2 separate regions of the Homo sapiens genome follow, and region 1 is linked to region 2. The links are chromatin loops, found by intact Hi-C in ENCODE. Cell type or tissue: A673. All regions are shown on one strand. Each heading gives the region's core, and the rest is flanking DNA. Links, peaks and the distances in the headings are about the cores only.

Evidence for each region. Hi-C counts contacts between places; a loop is a spot of excess contacts. Peaks named below come from ENCODE experiments on the same cell type or tissue, not always from the same donor. Only the 100,000 strongest peaks of a DNase experiment are listed, where the experiment ranks them.
Region 1: it touches region 2 in a loop (2.6-fold over the local background); 7 of 110 quality-filtered maps call a loop at or near these places.

What each region holds. Positions count from the first base shown.
Region 1 is chr3:151,657,560-151,666,057 of GRCh38, forward strand. LINC02066 (long intergenic non-protein coding RNA 2066) reads left to right here. Exons shown (of 5, transcript NR_183765.1): 5 at 96-411. Among named protein-coding and RNA genes, the nearest start is that of AADACL2, 72 kb to the right of the region's middle. In A673, for the core only: a CTCF peak has its summit at 3,572; a DNase peak (open chromatin) is centred at 3,512; H3K27ac peaks cover 3,374 bases.
Region 2 is chr3:151,287,393-151,295,890 of GRCh38, forward strand. All of the region lies in intron 16 of MED12L (mediator complex subunit 12L), which reads left to right. GPR87 (G protein-coupled receptor 87) reads right to left here. Exons shown (of 3, transcript NM_023915.4): 3 at 6,694-7,819. The coding sequence ends at 6,777. Among named protein-coding and RNA genes, the nearest start is that of P2RY14, 13 kb to the left of the region's middle. In A673, for the core only: a CTCF peak has its summit at 3,480 (motif pointing right); a DNase peak (open chromatin) is centred at 3,489.

The sequences.
Region 1 (8,498 bases), core at 101-8,100, 370 kb after region 2:
AGTTACATTTACCCAGGAACTTTAAGTTTTATCTTTCCAGGACAAAAAATTATATTGGATTCCCTCTGTGATAGCTCTTTCTTTTCTGTCTCTAGGTTGAGAAGAAAAACCTGGCCCTTGTTCTTAGCCACTTTAATGAAGCATCACTTGCCACAGAGAGGGGAAAATAGCAATTTGCATTCTGAGATAATTTAAGACTAACCTTTAACTATATGTGCATTAATGTATGGCTAAAAATATGTATCAAGATTTTAAAATTATTAAAGGAAGCTTACAGATGATAAAGAAGATAAATATTTGAAAGAAAAATTAATCTTTGAATATATAGTCTGCTCTTAACAAGAAGCACTATGTGATTTTATTCTTTGATAGCAAAGATTGTTATAATTATTAAAACACTCTCACTCAAGAGCCCGTTTGTGTGTGTATGTGTTTGTGTGTGGGTGTGTGTGATTTTTTTCATGCTTTTGAATCCATTTCTAACGAAATTTGAAGTCTCAAAAGGCTAGAGTTTCTAATATTTATTACTTACTGCTGAGTTGGATTTTCAACCTAAGTCAAAATTACAACTGTTTCCTATAACTGTTTATTATCTTTAAAACTGTTAGAACTTATATACGGCCTCCTTTTGAGCAACAAATTCGCCTCCAAACCAGAATAATAAAAACTATCAATATGTTTTTTACCCCAAAAGACTACTAGACACCACCAATACTTTGCCCTTTCTCTTCATGAGGAGGGATAAGAAAAATGATTGCATATGTATATATGATTGTGCCATAATTTTAATTAGCTTAACACTACTGTCAAAACTGTCCTGTTTGCCAAACTCAAGATAAAAGAAGCGCTGACAAATCAAAAAGGAAAGCTGATCTCTCTTATGGTAATTATATACAAAATGAATATATTTCAATAAATGTGTACTTTTGGACAAATGAATAGGAACAGTTAAGGTAATGCATAAAGACTGCCAGAATAACTAAGTTGATTTGAAACAGAGTTACTTTTTAAGTTTAAAATCGCTTGCCAATTGTGACAATCATAACACACATTTTATAGGATAAATTAAAGGACCTTACAAACTCATCAGTAACTTCATCAATAATATATTCTTATTTTTAGAGTAATCATTTACTAAATTCTTAAAATATTTATTCATGTGAAACTTCAGTGCAGGACTTCACTGTTCCCCATTCTGATTTTGTTCATTATTGTAATAAAATCACCAAGAGTATTTTAGTCCTGTAAGTAAAAAGTGGTTCTGCTTTTCCTTCACACTTGCATAAAGTCCTCTGCTACAAGATTCAGAGTATTCTAGAAGAAATATCAAAAGAATGATGACTTCAGTAAAGGATTTTACTGCATGCTCTTAACAATGGGTTCTGCATGGAATAGCCTAAGGTGCACATGCTTCCTCCTCCCGTGAGCAGACTGAGGATTTCTAACACTCTTGGTGCAAATACAGATGATGTTGTGAAATAATTCAAGATAAAATGAATAAGAAGTAATGACCTCAGTCTGAATGACACTGATGAGAAAATTAAGTTGTGGTTGATGTTTTAGTTTTTAATTGAAATATAACAACGCCCATCTTTCTTTCTTCTTGATCTATCGATGTTAACAGACTAAGTATACTTCTACAAACTGGAAAAACTCTTTAAATGTTATCTTTTTCAATTGACACGTTAGAATTCAAAGAAGTTTAAAAAAATCTAATATACAAAATAACTAATAAATCATCGGAAAAATTTAAGGAAGATGATTTTGCCAAACTAAAAAACACATTATTGTTGTGTTGACCAAACTGCTCAGAACAATAGTTAAACATTAGGCATAATGCCTCCAAAGTGTCCTGTTGCTTTTTATTACAATGTGGTTATTTACATAGTTTCAACATAAATCTTTCTTCTTTACAGGATATAATTGAACAAATCAAATTTATAACCATGAGTGTTACAGAAATGCCACAGCTACAGATAAATTTTATTAAATCAAGCATGCTAAGTCCAATATTGAAGAACAGGGGATATTCTTCTTGAGGCTACTGTGTACTCCCTGGTGCCTGCTCTATGATTTATAGGTCCCAGACTTACCAGCTTGGAAAGAATATCACTTCTGGTAGGATAGGAACATTGACACTATGGGAATCTTGAAAGAAGAAAAATATCTCTACATTTATAAGTACTTCAGGCAAAACTTAGTAGGAGTGTATTGGATGTTGTCTAAATACTAGCCTTGGAATACATATGTTTATAAGGGTAATGAAAGTCCTTCTGGCAAGAAGACTATGACCTCGGGAGCTTCACAGATCCTCCAGGGAGAAATAAAATACGAAATTATAGTTTCCTATGGATTTAGTTTGTTAACCATATCAACCAGTACATTTTTAAATAAATAAAACCAACTAAATAAAGAAAACATCAAATTAGTGATACTGAATTAGAAAATAGCTAAACAAATTTGTGTGGTTAAATCTTCACTTTGGAGATGAAATGACCAGAAACAGACACTGAGTGGGCAAAATGGACACCTTGCTCTGCTGCCATTGTGGTTACACACCTCAGATAACAGTTGGGAAGAAAGATACTTTATATCCTCAGATAAACTTTAAAGAGCAAAACATCCCACAGAGCACTAATTCCTCAGTAGTGAAGCCTTGAGCCCTTTCTTAAGTTGCTACCTCTCTGACTTTTGAAATACTGATAACTAGAGATATATGATGACCTTTGACCCTTGCAGATATAAAAATCAAGTGAATGAATTTTTATTTTCCAACCTTGAACAGACTAACTTTGGTAACATTTTTTGTTTCTTTATGGGTTTTTACTTTAAGTACCTTCTATATATATATTTTTAAATAGACAGTTATTCTGAAACCTGGACATTTTTTGCAAAATATTGCAAGAGAAAAATATTTATTTTTGTAAAATGCTTCATGTGTCCTGTTTTTTTTTTTGTGTGTGGTTGTTGTTGTTGTTTTCCACAGAGGCCACATGATGTGTGGCACAGTGAGGGACTAGTATCATCTGCAGATGGAGCAGGAACCAAAAAAGTTCTGTCGGTTCAACTGAAATATTTTACTATGAGTTTGCTTTTGTTTAGTTTTACAAATCTGTCTTATACCTTCACAGTGGATCATTTAACCCTTGCTTCTGAATTTTTCCATTGAATTTGTTTTAGTAAAATTACTTACCAAAAATAGACACTTGGTTAAAATAAGATCCCTAACAAATGGATCTTTAGATTCATTCCTTACTGTTCCCTTAAAAATATAAACACACTTTATGATCTTGCTGTGAAACCATTTTTTCTTAATACTGTAGTTTTCAATTTTCTAGTTTTCAAGTTTCTGTTTCTAAAATGGCTAGTTTTCTGGTTGGTTAAAACAAGTCAGAAGAATGAGATACGGCTGGTGATTTTCTCTTCTCTTATGTACATTAAAATATTTGACAGCAATATTGGTACGCTTTGGTTTCAAAGTATGCCTGTCTTTTCATGAGAAGAAAAAATAATTTTGGGGACTATACTGCCTCTCAGTGGTTCGTTTAATATTTATTTCAATCACAAAATATTTTATGAGATGAAAAACCTAAAATTTTCAATAATAGATTTCTCAGTGTTTTTACTTCGATTAGCTCATAAGAAAAACAGTAATGTGAGTTATCTTGCAATATATGTTTGTCTACCCCCATTGATTGGACACCAATAGCCATGATGTGTTACAAAGAGTTTCAAGGTCTACTTTCCCCAAAGAAGGAATGAATTAGTCTATATGCAAAGGAGGCATTGATGTATTCTGAAAGAGAAGGTGCCAAACCAGGCTGAGTAAAGGGCATAATCAGCTTGGAAAAGTTCATTGTTATGAGTTATGAAAATTCATAAGTCCAGATATTACCAAGTGGCCTTTTTTTTTTTTTTTTTTTTTTTTTTTTTTTTTTTTTTGAGACGGAGCCTTTCTCTGCCACCCAGGCTGGAGAGCAGTGGTGTGATCTCGGCTCACTGCAACCTTCACCTCCTGTGTTCAAGCAATTCTCCTGCCCCAGCCTCCCAAGTAGCCCGGATCACAGGCATGCGCCACCACACCAAGTTAATTTTTTTTATTTTTAGTAGAGACAGGGTTTCACCACGTTGGTCAGGCTGGTCTGGAACTCCTGACCTCAGGTGATTGACCTGCCTCCGCCTCCCAGGGTGCTGGGATTACAGGCGTGAGCCACCTTGCCCAGCCACCAAGTGGCTTTTTGATCTGTATTTTGGTATCCTAAGAATAAATCTTACAAATTAGAGAGTTTAAAGTTTACTTTAACCTCTCTACCTGTTAAGTTGGCTTAGTTCAACTTGTGTGTGTGTGTGTGTGTGTGTGTGTTTCTATAAACACGGGGCTATTCCAAGAACCTGCAGAAGGACAGAGTTGAGTACAATTTGGTTTCAATCATCAAAAAAATTATTATTCATTATAACAAAAAGGGAATACTCCACTTTTGTCCCCTTGACATTACTCAGCATTTGTTGATGAATTGAATAATCAAAGCTGTCAACTATTTCTCCTTTTAGTAGTAGTATCTTTATAATTTGCTGTAAGATGTTATGCCAAAAACAGTGATGAAAAGAGTGGAAAAACAGGTTTCTGAAATCTATGAGTTTGCTGTATATAGGGTGAGGACCCACAATTTGGTGTCTACAGTTTTTCAGAAATGCCTCAGTTTTTAAATTGATTTATAATATTAATAGGCATATTGATTTATGATCTTGTAGGCTAATTTATTCAAGACTGTCAATGACTAGAAGTTTTAAAACAAACTAAACTGGAAGCTTGTAATAGTGTTGAATAGATAATCTTATTTAAGTTTTTACAATCTCACTTTCATACAAGTTCTAGACTTTTCAAGAAATAGGAAGCTTTGAAGAAAAGGAGTAGGAAAGAGGAAATGCACTGATTATTTTAGCAGATATATTTCTTGGCACTAGGGATCAATATGTTAGGCATAAGTAAGTCTTGGCAGAGGCTGCCAGAGAGCAGATGTTAATACCTTGTCTACTAACCCAGAACATAGAGTATCGCTTGATGATAAGGCAAGGAAAATTCAGCGAAGGAACATCCTAATTTGACTGAGTGGTTACCCAAAAGATGATGAATTTTAAGCTGCCAGTAACTCAGTTTACTCTGAATTAACAGGAATGAAACTTCCCCTCATGGGCACTTAAGACAAAATAAGGGCTATGTGAAGTTTCACTATAGCAAGCAAATAGACTTGCATTTTTCAAGATTTGCCTGTTGTGACAATAAATTTACATCTGCCATAAAATATTTGGAGTTTTAGAAGATGGATCAGCATATAGATAATCTCTGAAAACAAAAAAAGCTAGACAACATCATGCAGAAAGGTCTAAGCAGAAGAAGTGAGTAGGAGACAGAATTCCAGGGCTTCTAACATGTATAGTACAGAACTAAGAGAGTTATATGAACCTATATGAAGGGGGAGGAAGTGGGGAGGCGCATGGACCTTCTAAGGCATCAGCAATGCTTTCTCCTTTTATCCTGGGTGGTAAGTATGTAGTGTTTGCTTTATTATTAGTAGTATTATTTTTAAATGAGTACACATTTTACATAATCTTCTGAATGTTAATCATCTTTCATAATAAAATGAAAAAATGCCAAAACAGTAGAAACATTAGGAAAAAATTAAGTTTTACAAAAAAATGTTTAAAACCAGGGTAGCAGCAACAGCTTATTGAGAAGGTAGATTGTCCTAAGAAGTCAGCTTTATTAAGGTGTAATTCACCTACAAGAAAATGCACCCATTTTAAGTTCTATGAATTTGGCAAATATACAAAGCAGTGTAACCACCACCACATTTAACAGAACATTTCTATTACTTCAGACGGTTTCCTTGTGCCCCTGTCCAGCTAATCCTTACCCCTCTTCCCTGACCCTAGGCACCCACTGATCTGCTATTGTACTGTAGGAATTATCTAGAATTTTATATAAATGGTGTCATGTTATATAAATGGTGTCATGCACTCTTTTGTATCTGACCTCTTTGGCACAACATAATCTTTTTGAGACCTATTCAGGTGGTTGTGTAGATTAGAGTTTCATTCCTTTTATTGTTAAAAAGTATCTCACTATGTGGCAGCTATGGAAATGTACCACTCAGACCTCCTTAACAGAACCAGCTACAGCAGTTGCCCCTCTGCATCTACCACCATATTCTAGTTATGACTACACTTCTCTAGGAATGTTCCCAGCAGAGGACTAAGAATAGTGGAGGATTACTGTTGTCCCATTTCTGCAGAATGTAGGATTCCTTTAATGAGCATTTTTGGCTCAGAGAATCCCTATTTGTCACCCTGAGAGAGAGAGAGAAAGGAAGGAGAAGGAAGGGAGGAAGGGAGAAAAGGAGGGAGGGAGGGAAAGTGTAGACCAGTTCTAGAGAAAACATTTTCAGACAATGGTACCAAAGTCAGAAGTCAGAATAATCGTCATGTTAGGGACTATAGAGATTAATAGAACAGCAAATTCATTTACTTTCCTGAAATTTTGTGGAAAGCTATATAGACATCAACCATCTTTATCAAATTTACCTGACTTCTTTAATGGAAGTATGGGGGTATCACAGGATTAGTGCCCTTTGTAATTATCCCTTATTGTTTTGATTCTTTCATAACTGGTTTTATCCATTTTATTTGAGCTCTAAGGCCAAGCAATGCATGGATCTGTTTCAGCTCAGTGTGTTTTTCCACTGTGGTCTGGGACTGGCCCCCTCTGCCATACCCTTTTTCTTTCAAAGGCATATAGTATGGAGCCCCACATACACTCTGTCTGGAGGTACAGAATATGGTAGTTTAAAAATTGCACAGCGGGTCTCTCCCCAGGGGATACAGGAAATCAGAAAAAAAGTAAGAAAATATGCTCTTCAGTTATATAGCCAATCTGTAGGGGAACCATACAGGAATAGGAACAAGATGGATCCCAAATACCAACACCCTATCTTTATCACCAAATAGAAGCAAGAAATGCCCTAGGAAATTGCAGAATAAGTAACACCAGTTCCTACTTCCAAGATTCCCTAAGCCGGTTCATTTTAAGCCCTTTGACAATTATTTCCTAGTCTCCGGACTTTCATGCTTCCTGTATTCCTACTGAGAGGTGACGTGAAAAGGAGTCAGAGAGAAAGAAGGACAGACACAGAAAGTCTAATTGGGATTGTAAAGTAAGGATAGATTTTGTTATTTCTTGCAAACTGAGAAATCCTTTGAGAGTGTGTGGTAGTAGGATAATGCATGTTACACTGTTAACTTTTAGCAAACTTTACTTTTTCTGTATAGATAGCTCCTTCCTGATTCTGTAAGTACTTTAAGATTTGGCTGAGTGCAAACAGCTCGCATGTTTAAGCAGACCAACTATTAGGCAATTTTCCTAATTCTGCTTCTGTTAGCGTTTCCTTATCACTTACAGAATACCCATTGTGTCTTTTTCCCTTAATCACCTAGGAGGAAACATCTATCATCCTGTCCTGAAGGGAGTTCCTCCTTGGTCTGGTTGGACCTTTGTATGGTAATTAATTAAGATTTAGATCACCTATTAGGAAACCTTCTGAGTTAAGGATTTTTGATAGAAAGGCTACGGATTGTCAGTGACCTCAGTGCTTTTGGGCTATGCCCTTGTTTACACTGACAACAAGGTGGTAATGGAGTGTTATAGGGTTACAGAGAAGACCTTCAATTATCAATGATAGGTCTTAAATTTACCCTGGCTTTTAAAGGAATAGGGTACACTGTTTTTTCTTTACTACTTCCATCTCTCTTTCTTTCTCTTTGACTTCTTGTCTCTTTCTCTCTCTTCCTCTCTCTGTCTCTCTCTTTGACTCCTTCTTTGTCTCTTCCTCTCTCTCTTTCTGTGTCTCTCTTTCTTTCCCTCTCTGACTCCCTCTCTTTGTGTCTCTGTTTCTTCCTCTTTCTCTTTCTCTGACTTCCTGTCTCTTTCTCTCTTTCCTTTCTGCTGCCTCTGCCAGCTGTTATGCTGCTGTTCTCCCTTCTCCTTCCCTTTTTGATGGCTTCAGCAGTGTCAGACTGTCACCTCCTTGGGTTTTTGCACTGCATGCAATAACTCCATAATTTCCTTGTGTATTTATTGGGAGTACCCCCAGAGATTAGGGGGAACCCTAACCCTTTCTTTCCATATTGCAGCATGGGCATGTAGGATTAGATAAGCATACTTGCTATGTGTATACACATTTATTCTTTTTCCCTTTCCCAGTTCTAAGTCTTGGGTAAGTGCCACTAGTTCTGCTAACTGGGTGCTGGTCCCTGGGGGAAGAGGCTTACTTTCAAGTACAGCTACATCAGTAACTATGGCATAACCTGACCTTCGTATCCCATTCTCCACAAATGAACTTCCATCGGCATATAGGTTAAGGTCAGGATTAGCTAAGGGGACTTCTAAGAGATCATCTCGGGTGGCATAAGTCTGGACTATAATTTGTTGGCTGTCATGCTCG
Region 2 (8,498 bases), core at 302-8,301:
GTCTATTTCTGGGGGTGGAGTGGCAGGATTTGGTAAAAGGTTGTTAATGGGAATGAAGAAAAGAGGGCACTCAGATTTTCAGTTCAGGGGCCTGGGTATATGATGGTATTGTTAAGTGAGTTCAAGGGTAAGCGGCCTCCTTGGATGGGGTGGAGACAGAAAGTATTGCAGTCCTGGTGACAGCATGGACTTTGTAGTCAGACACCAGAGCTTCAAAACCTGTCACGATCACTTCACTTCCTAGCTAGGTGTGCCTCGGTTTCTTCATCTGTAATAGGATATCTACTATATAAGGTTCTTGTGGCGATTTAAAGGTTTATTAAAAAGTAAAGCATGTAGGACAGTGACTGATGAGCACTGTGTAAGATTTGATCATTATCACTATTTTTAACTTGCCTCTTTAGGGATTTCTATGGGAAGTATATCTATATATCTACAGTTATCTTTCAAATAGCATTTGTACAAAACTTCAAAGCAGTCATCTATTGAAGCTTTTTAATAAACTTTATAGAAATCATTGCTTTCTTTTTTTACCATTTTTGTGATTAATAGAAGCGGCCCAGAAAAAGTTTACCCTTTATTTATTAATACTCTATCCCTTCCCAAATTTGGTTGGTACCTGCTGATATCTAGAGATCTGGGATTCTATATTGCTTGAAACCTTGGTCATATTCTTCTATCTTTCCACAAATGGCTCAGGAATCCAATCAGGGTTCTCAATGTAGGCATTACTGCCCCAGAGAGTATTTGTTGATTTCAGGATATTTTCTTGTTGTCCCTATGTTCAGTGGCTGGGACCATGAATGCTTTATAGCATGCAAAGTATGAGGCACAATTCTTACACAGTGAAGAATTGTCCCATGCTGCTTATAGGAGTGACCCATTAACTTTCCCATGGGTGAAAAACTTGTTCATTAATATCTGAGCCTATAATTTAAGTCTATTTTACATATAAATGTATTTTTTCTGGTTTAATAGACACCAGCCTAATTTTTCCAAGTATATAGCTACTGTCTACTAAATACTTTATTTGGAATCTTGTCAAGAATTATTTATTTTGGAGATCCACATCACTAATGGTAATGATATAAGTTGTGTTTGGGTCACAAATATTTGTATCTGTTAAAAATTCACATAATTAAATGTATAGATCCAAGCATTTGACCACTTCATGTTGAATGAATGAATGACATTATTTCAAATAGTTCTGCCTAAGCATTTACATGTTCCATTACATGTCATTATATATTTTTCTCTCCGTTTTTCCTTTGAATTATGATTATGGTTACATATACACTTGCAGGCAGGCCTTGATTTCACAGTTCTGACATGTATTTGAGTTATCATGATTTAGTTAAATAATACCAGTCTCCCTGCAACAGTCCAAATTTTAGTTACCACATTATATTAACTGTAAGTAGTTGCATAAAGCTATCAAACTTAATTGATAGCTCTCCAGTTCGCAGCTCATCATGTAAATAACATACAGGAGTGGCCAGTCATCTCACTTCTTTCAAAGTCTGTTGGAGATTGGTCACTGCACATCTGGTATTCAGTTCATGCACAGGTGGCAGCAAAGTGTGTAGTTGTGTTGCCTCCTTGTTTGCCAATAATAAACTCCATGACATTTTACAAAAAGAGATATTTGAAAGAGGGTATACCAACAAAAATTAAAGTTCAGGAGAGAAATGAAAAGTGATAATATAGGAAGTGAAATTTGAATCACAGGCATATGGAAATACAAAAGAAATAGCTAACCAGGGGAAGGTTAAACCTCTATAATATGCTGTTAGATGAACTTAATGAAGGCAAAGTTATTAACATCTACAGGGAACGGATGAGCTATCCCAGAGTAAGTGATGCTGACAAGAAACTTCACAATTAAGGAATTTTTGAAATATTTCATGACGTAGAAAGCACAAAGGATAAAATGTTGGAAGTTGACTCATACTTACAAAGGTACATGACAATTCTATAAGGCATAGAAAAAGATACTCACTCTGTATTATAAGTTATATACTGAGAAGAAGTCAAGAACTATTCAAGGACGTATGATATGGTTCAGGTTTTTTGCAAAATACGTAGAGGTAATTCATCGTTGGGTAATTGACAGATGGCTTTCTGTGTTACGAAAGATATTTTGCTTCAGGCTAGCAGTAACCATCTTAAGCATTGTATATAGCTTTTTAAGACTGTTTAAAAACTATCATGGGTTAAGGGGCTGATTTACATTCTTTATGCTAAACTTGTTAGCCTCAATTATACATGCTATGTGTTTGTCTGCATATATATTTATGTAAATGTGTCCAGAATGTTGAAAAGTCTTGCATGTAACATTTAAACCTATACCTAGACTTGGAGACCCTGGGGAACCTAGTATCTATTTGCAGATTCTTGTCATAGGCTGATTAAATCAGATGTATGGTTCAATTCTAGGAGTTGCTGGGGAGTCTGCCCAGACTACAACCACTGAATATTCTCGAACACAATTTTTTTTTTTTTTTTAAAGACAGAGTCTTGCTCTGTCACGTGGGCTGGGGTGCAGTGGTGCGATCTCGGATCACTGCAACCTCCGCCTCCCAGGTTCACCCGGGTTTGAGCAATTCTTCTGCTTCAACCTCCTGAGTAACTGGGATTACAGGTGCACACCACCATGCCTGGCTAATTTTTGTATTCTTTTAGTAGAGACAGGGTTTCACCATGTTGGCCAGGATGGTCTTGAACTCCTGACCTTGTGATCACCTTGGCCTCCCAAAGTGCTAGGATTACAGGCATGAGCCACCACTTCCGACCGTACTCTAACATAATTCAAAGAGAAGTTGGCCAGTTTACTTTTATTAAAAATGTTTGCCTAAACTGAAATAAAAGGAATTTCCAATTTAATTCTGTATCTTGAGTTTCCAACTAAGGAGAAAAAGAGATGTGTGTCTCTAAGGATGACTTTTTTTTAAATCATTTTTATAATTTTAGATGATTTCCTTTCATTGTGGCTTATAAGAAAACTTCAAGAGTATTCAAAATGAAAGTTGCATTCAAAGTGAATCTTAGGAGTTTCTTGATAAATTGATGGAAAATTTTATTTAACACTGGTAGTCTTACTCCTCCCTATTCAGTTCTAATGATGATTTTGTATACTTTTGAAACTATAAATTATACATTTTTAAAATTTTTCTATAAGTTAATTTAGAAAGAACAGTCTATTTGTAGCATTTTCCCATGAAATTCATGTTATTACAGCCTTGTTTTTTTTTTTTTTTACATCTGTAACAAAACTTCTTGACAGCATTAATTATTCTCATCAAGCATTTCCATATTACACTGAACTAGGCAGCTGCAGGATACACATTTGTATACATTAGCATTAATAAGGATGTTTAAAGGAAAACTTTAGCAAAGTGCTAGGCTGTGTTACTGTGAATTCGAATGCTGTAAATAGGACAAAAATTGAATTTTCTTCACCTGTTTTGTGAATTTTACCACTAGATGGTGATGGAAGACTGGGGAGTGTGCTGAATTCTGCATCTACTATGATACTTGTATTATGTTGAAAATCGAAAATGTTTGTTCTTAAGTATTTAATTTTAGAAGTCATTTAGGGGTATCCAGAGATTCTTTTATGTATCATGCTGAGCACAGTATCTTTTTATATGGCGTGTGCTTAGTATTTATTGATAATTGGCTTCTTGTGGTGCTTAGTCTGGGTACAGTCTTTATAAGATTTAAATGGTTCCTACGCTTTATTTTGTCCTTGTTTTCTGTTTTTTTTTTTTTTTGTTTTTATTTGTTTTTTTCTAGTATGTCACATTTCCTTATGGTGGTCATTACATGTTTTTATGTTTAAGCTGTATTTATTCTCGTTTGCATGTGTGCACACACACAAAATTTTGACGTATTTAAATTTCTGCATTCCCTTAGGCACCACATTCTCTTGAAACGATGGTTGAGAAACAAAATACTATTATACAATTTCAAATTGAGGGTAAAATATTTATGAAGTGGTTTAATGAATATAACAGTCAGTAACACACACATTGAAAGATTTTCTACAAGATCAGTTTCTCTGAATGTCAGTTTTATGAAGAATGGAAAATTTCCTTTTGGAAATTCTCTGAATATGTTTCTTTTCTGCATAAAAGGAAGAATAAATACACTATTTATTGCTTTCTGAGAAGATTCTGAAATACTGAATGTAATCCAAAAGCCCTAAGTAAGAAATTTTGGATTTCAAATTTTAGATTATTCCCAAAAGCCAGTTTTGAAAAAGCAATCAAATGTAATTATTTTATTCAATATTAATAGAGTATTATGTAACTTCTGACACTAGCATCATGTATTATTCCCATTGATGTTATTTAGCTCATGTAAATGATTCATTTTTCATTGGCCTGGATAAATATTTTTCATGCCACAGCGTGGGAATTGGTATGAAATATAAGCAGTTTGATATTGATGGTTTTTGTCATATGACTTTTAAAAAAATAGGGATGATGTTCTCTGTGTTTTTAGCCTACGTTTGAAGATATTCCATTGATTTAATAATGTCATGTAGGAGAAATAAAGCTACTATCACATTAAACATGCCTAGTAACTATATAGCAGTCTAATTTTAGAAACATTAAAGTGGGATTTAGATGTTTTAAAGACCTCTTAGAATTGAGGCCTGAATGAAAGGATTAAATGAGATATGGGATAGAGAAGTACTTGCTAAACTCCAGAGTGCTGAATGGAGCCAGTTGATGCTGTTAAAGAGGTCATACATTTAATAGCTTATATAAACACGAAAGTAGATAATATCATTTTTGAGATTATTGCCTGGGAGCTGTGGTGTGGTAGAAACAGAGGATGAAGAGGATAGGACATGTACTGAAGGTATTTTCCCAGCAATAATATTGCTCCTTTTTTTTTTTTTTTTTGGATGGAGTTTTGCTCTTTTGTCCAGGCTGGAGTGCAGTGGCATGATCTTGGCTCACTGCAACCTCCCCATCTGGAGTTCAAAAGATTCTCCTGCCTCAGCCTTCTAAGTAGCTGGGATTACAGGTGTGTGCCACCATGCCCAGCTAATTTTTGTATTTTTAGTAGAGACGGGGGGTTTCACCATGTTGGTCAGGCTGGTCTCGAGCTCCTGACCTTGGCTTCCCTAAGTGCTGGGATTACAGGTGTGAGCCACTGCGCGCAGCTTGCTCCTCTTCTTTTTTTTGAGATGGAATTTTGCTCTTGTTGCCCAAGCTGGAATGCAATGGCACGATCTCGGCTCACTGCAACCTCCACCTCCCGGGTTCAAGCAATTCTCCTGCCTCAGCCTTCCGAGTAGATGGGATTACAGGCATGCGCCACCACGCCCGGCTGATTTTGTATTTTTAGTAGAGACGGGGTTTCTCCATGTTGGTCAGGCTGGTCTGCTCCTCCTCTATATATATACGGAAGCTGTAATTTACCTGTGACTTTCTGGGGAAAGTGGAGAAAAGAATTGGCCTTTCAAATTGCCTTTTCTTAATTAGCTGATCTAAAATATGACTATCTTAATCTAGCCAGTGACACACAATTGGGGGCGGTGATAGCTATGCAAATGACCAACTGAGGTATATATAAATTCATGCACTTCAGTGTCCATTGCATTTATAGAATTGGAATCTTGATGGACAGATATTTTGATAGAAGTCCTCAGATAATCCTTTTAACCCCTTTGCCATTAACCTCTCTGCTAAACCTGACTGACTTAGATAGAGTAAGACACTAGACACTTAGAGTAAGATTCTTTGTAGTCCCTGAATTCTTTTCCTCTACCTAACAATGATAGTCATTGTTGAGCTAAGTTATTCTTGTGCTCTCATTTTTGCTCATTTGAGCTTCTTAGAACTTTGCAGTTTACAAGACTCTAAATGAAGTATTGTACTGTGTTATTCACGTGTGTTTGACTGTTAACCATAACGTCTTCTTTTAGTCAGCAAACACGCCTTCACTCCTCCTCTGTTAATGCGTCTCCCACGAGGCATTTACGATGCTGGAGGGCAATCTCTTACCCAGAGGAATGAAAGGTAGTATCACAGGAGCATCACAGGAGTGGGGGTGAGGCATGAAGCACAGAGAGGAGGCAGAAGCATTTCCACAGCTCATTCCTACTTGCTTTTGGAGCCCTGAAGGTGGGCTCTGACCTGGACACAGAGGGTCCTAAAATGAAGCCCTTACACACACACACACACACACACACACACACACACACACACACGGTCCTAAAATGAAGCCCTTACACACACACACACACACACACACACACACACACACACACCCTCTACCTTCATTTCTATAGTGTTGAGTAAAGGAAAAAATAATTTTAAAAAATCCCCACACAGAGAATGAGGGGATGACTGCCAAAGATCTTAGTTTATAGATGGAAAGTAGTAGTTTCTTTTCCTATCCTTCAACTTCAAGGATAGATATAATTCTCTTTTCTATACTTTTTGTTCTCTGCAAAAGTGGCTTCAGAGCAGCAGCTTTTCCTGGAGGATGGCCACAGTGCAGGGACATTGCTGTGGCTCATTCTGCCCTTTCACTCTGCTCCTCAGACTTCCAGCCATTAACCCTGCCATTCACCCATACGCTACCTCTTGTTTATCTCTTTGCTATGCTTTAATGTTTTCCTTACTTTCAAATTATGACCCCATTTCATATCATTTTAGTTCTTTGAATTCATATTTTTGATGGGCTCAAGCAAGGATAATGAAAAGAAACATTTATTTACACTTTGTACATATCGATTCCAACAAACAATAAAAGGCCTACACATCAGTGTAATCATAATATATGCGAACTTCCGATCTTCTCACACTTTGCAGTGATCTGATGCTTTCACTCCTGGTTCTGATATTTGATTTTTTGAACAGCCTTCTTGAAAATGACCTACACATGAAAAAGTAAATTATTGGATCCAGGCAAACATTACACGCAGACAAGAAAAGTGTAATTTCTTTGCAGTAATATAGGATTTTTTGTGCAGATTCATCTAAAAGCCTGTCTAAGTGACTAAAAGTAAAAGGAATTCTGCACAAGTGATATGGTAGAAAGCAGGTAAAAAACACAGCCACAACAACCCTGATGCTCTGGTTATGTTTTCGCTTTCGGCTTGACTGACTTATGAATTGCCTGCTGGATTTGTGGATGTACCTGGATATGGCTATGTAACATCCGATCAGAATCACCAGCACGGCCACAAACAAGCAGCTGTTCACATAGGTGACTGCCGTATGCCATTTGACCCCCAAAGGACTTTTAAGTTTTGAGCAGTCATGGATATTGTCCTCTGTTGGCTGACCATTTGTTAGGATGATGTTTGGCAAAGACAAAACAGCCATGATCACCCAAACACAAACAGATAAAACCTTCGTGAAGGTTATGCTGTACATCCGAGAGTCCCCAAATGGCTTGACCACCTTCAGATAGCGATCAATGCTTATCAGCCCAAGGAACACGATGGAAGTATACATGTTTGCATAAAACAAAACTGAAGTGTATCTGCAGAGAATAAACTTGAAGTACCAAGGTCCAAATCCTGCATCATGGACTATTCGAAATGGAAATGTCAGCGTCATTATGAGGTCTGCAACCACTATGTTTTTGAGATAGAATATGAAGCTGGTTTTATTCCTAATGTGGAAGAAGATCCACACTGCTAAACCATTCAGCAAGATGCTTGCCACAAATATAATGAGATAAAGCACCGGCAAGACAATTGTGTCAAATTCATTGTGAAGGGTGGTGTTCTTTCCTGGCCCGTCGCTCCTGTTGCCTGAATTGTGACTCTCTTGGCCGTGCAGCTCGTTATCTGTAGGAGAAGTGGGGAGATAGGACTTCAGTGCTTGGCAAGCATGCCCACAGGCTACTAGGTTCCCTTACAGACCCAACTTTTTGTTATTTCAGGTGAACTTAAAGATGTCATCAATGATTTACAGAGTCAAGGTAGCACATTGTTAATGTTTTGAGTGGCCAAAGAATTAGTGACCTTCTCTCACTACCCTGCCTCCCTCATATCAGGACCCTTGAGTAAAAAGTCCCATTTCTGATCCCCTTTGCCAGCCTTTTGAAAATAAACATACCAGTGTAAATTATTCCGATTCTTACTCCCATGTTTGATATCATTACAAATAGAATCAACAAAATGTGGACAGAAAATTGAAATTTTCTATAACAAGAAAATACAATAGCCAACACATGGTTATTGTTTCAGTGTAGTCTTTGGCACCCTCTTTGAATATATCTTCCCTTCCCTTGCCTCAGTTTTAAGCTGTTTAATCATTAAGAATTAAGAAGCTGTAAAACTAGTGGGTCATTTTGAATTTTTTGCCTGTGACTTTCTTATAGTACTTAAGATATTTTAGGGATCATTGATAGGAATAGAAAGAAAATGTCTTGGCATTTTTTGTAAATAAAAAGAAAATCTACTGTCTTCTAAAGTGAACAGACAAAAAAAGTCCTGGATACATACAGATCTGACTTGCTGATTC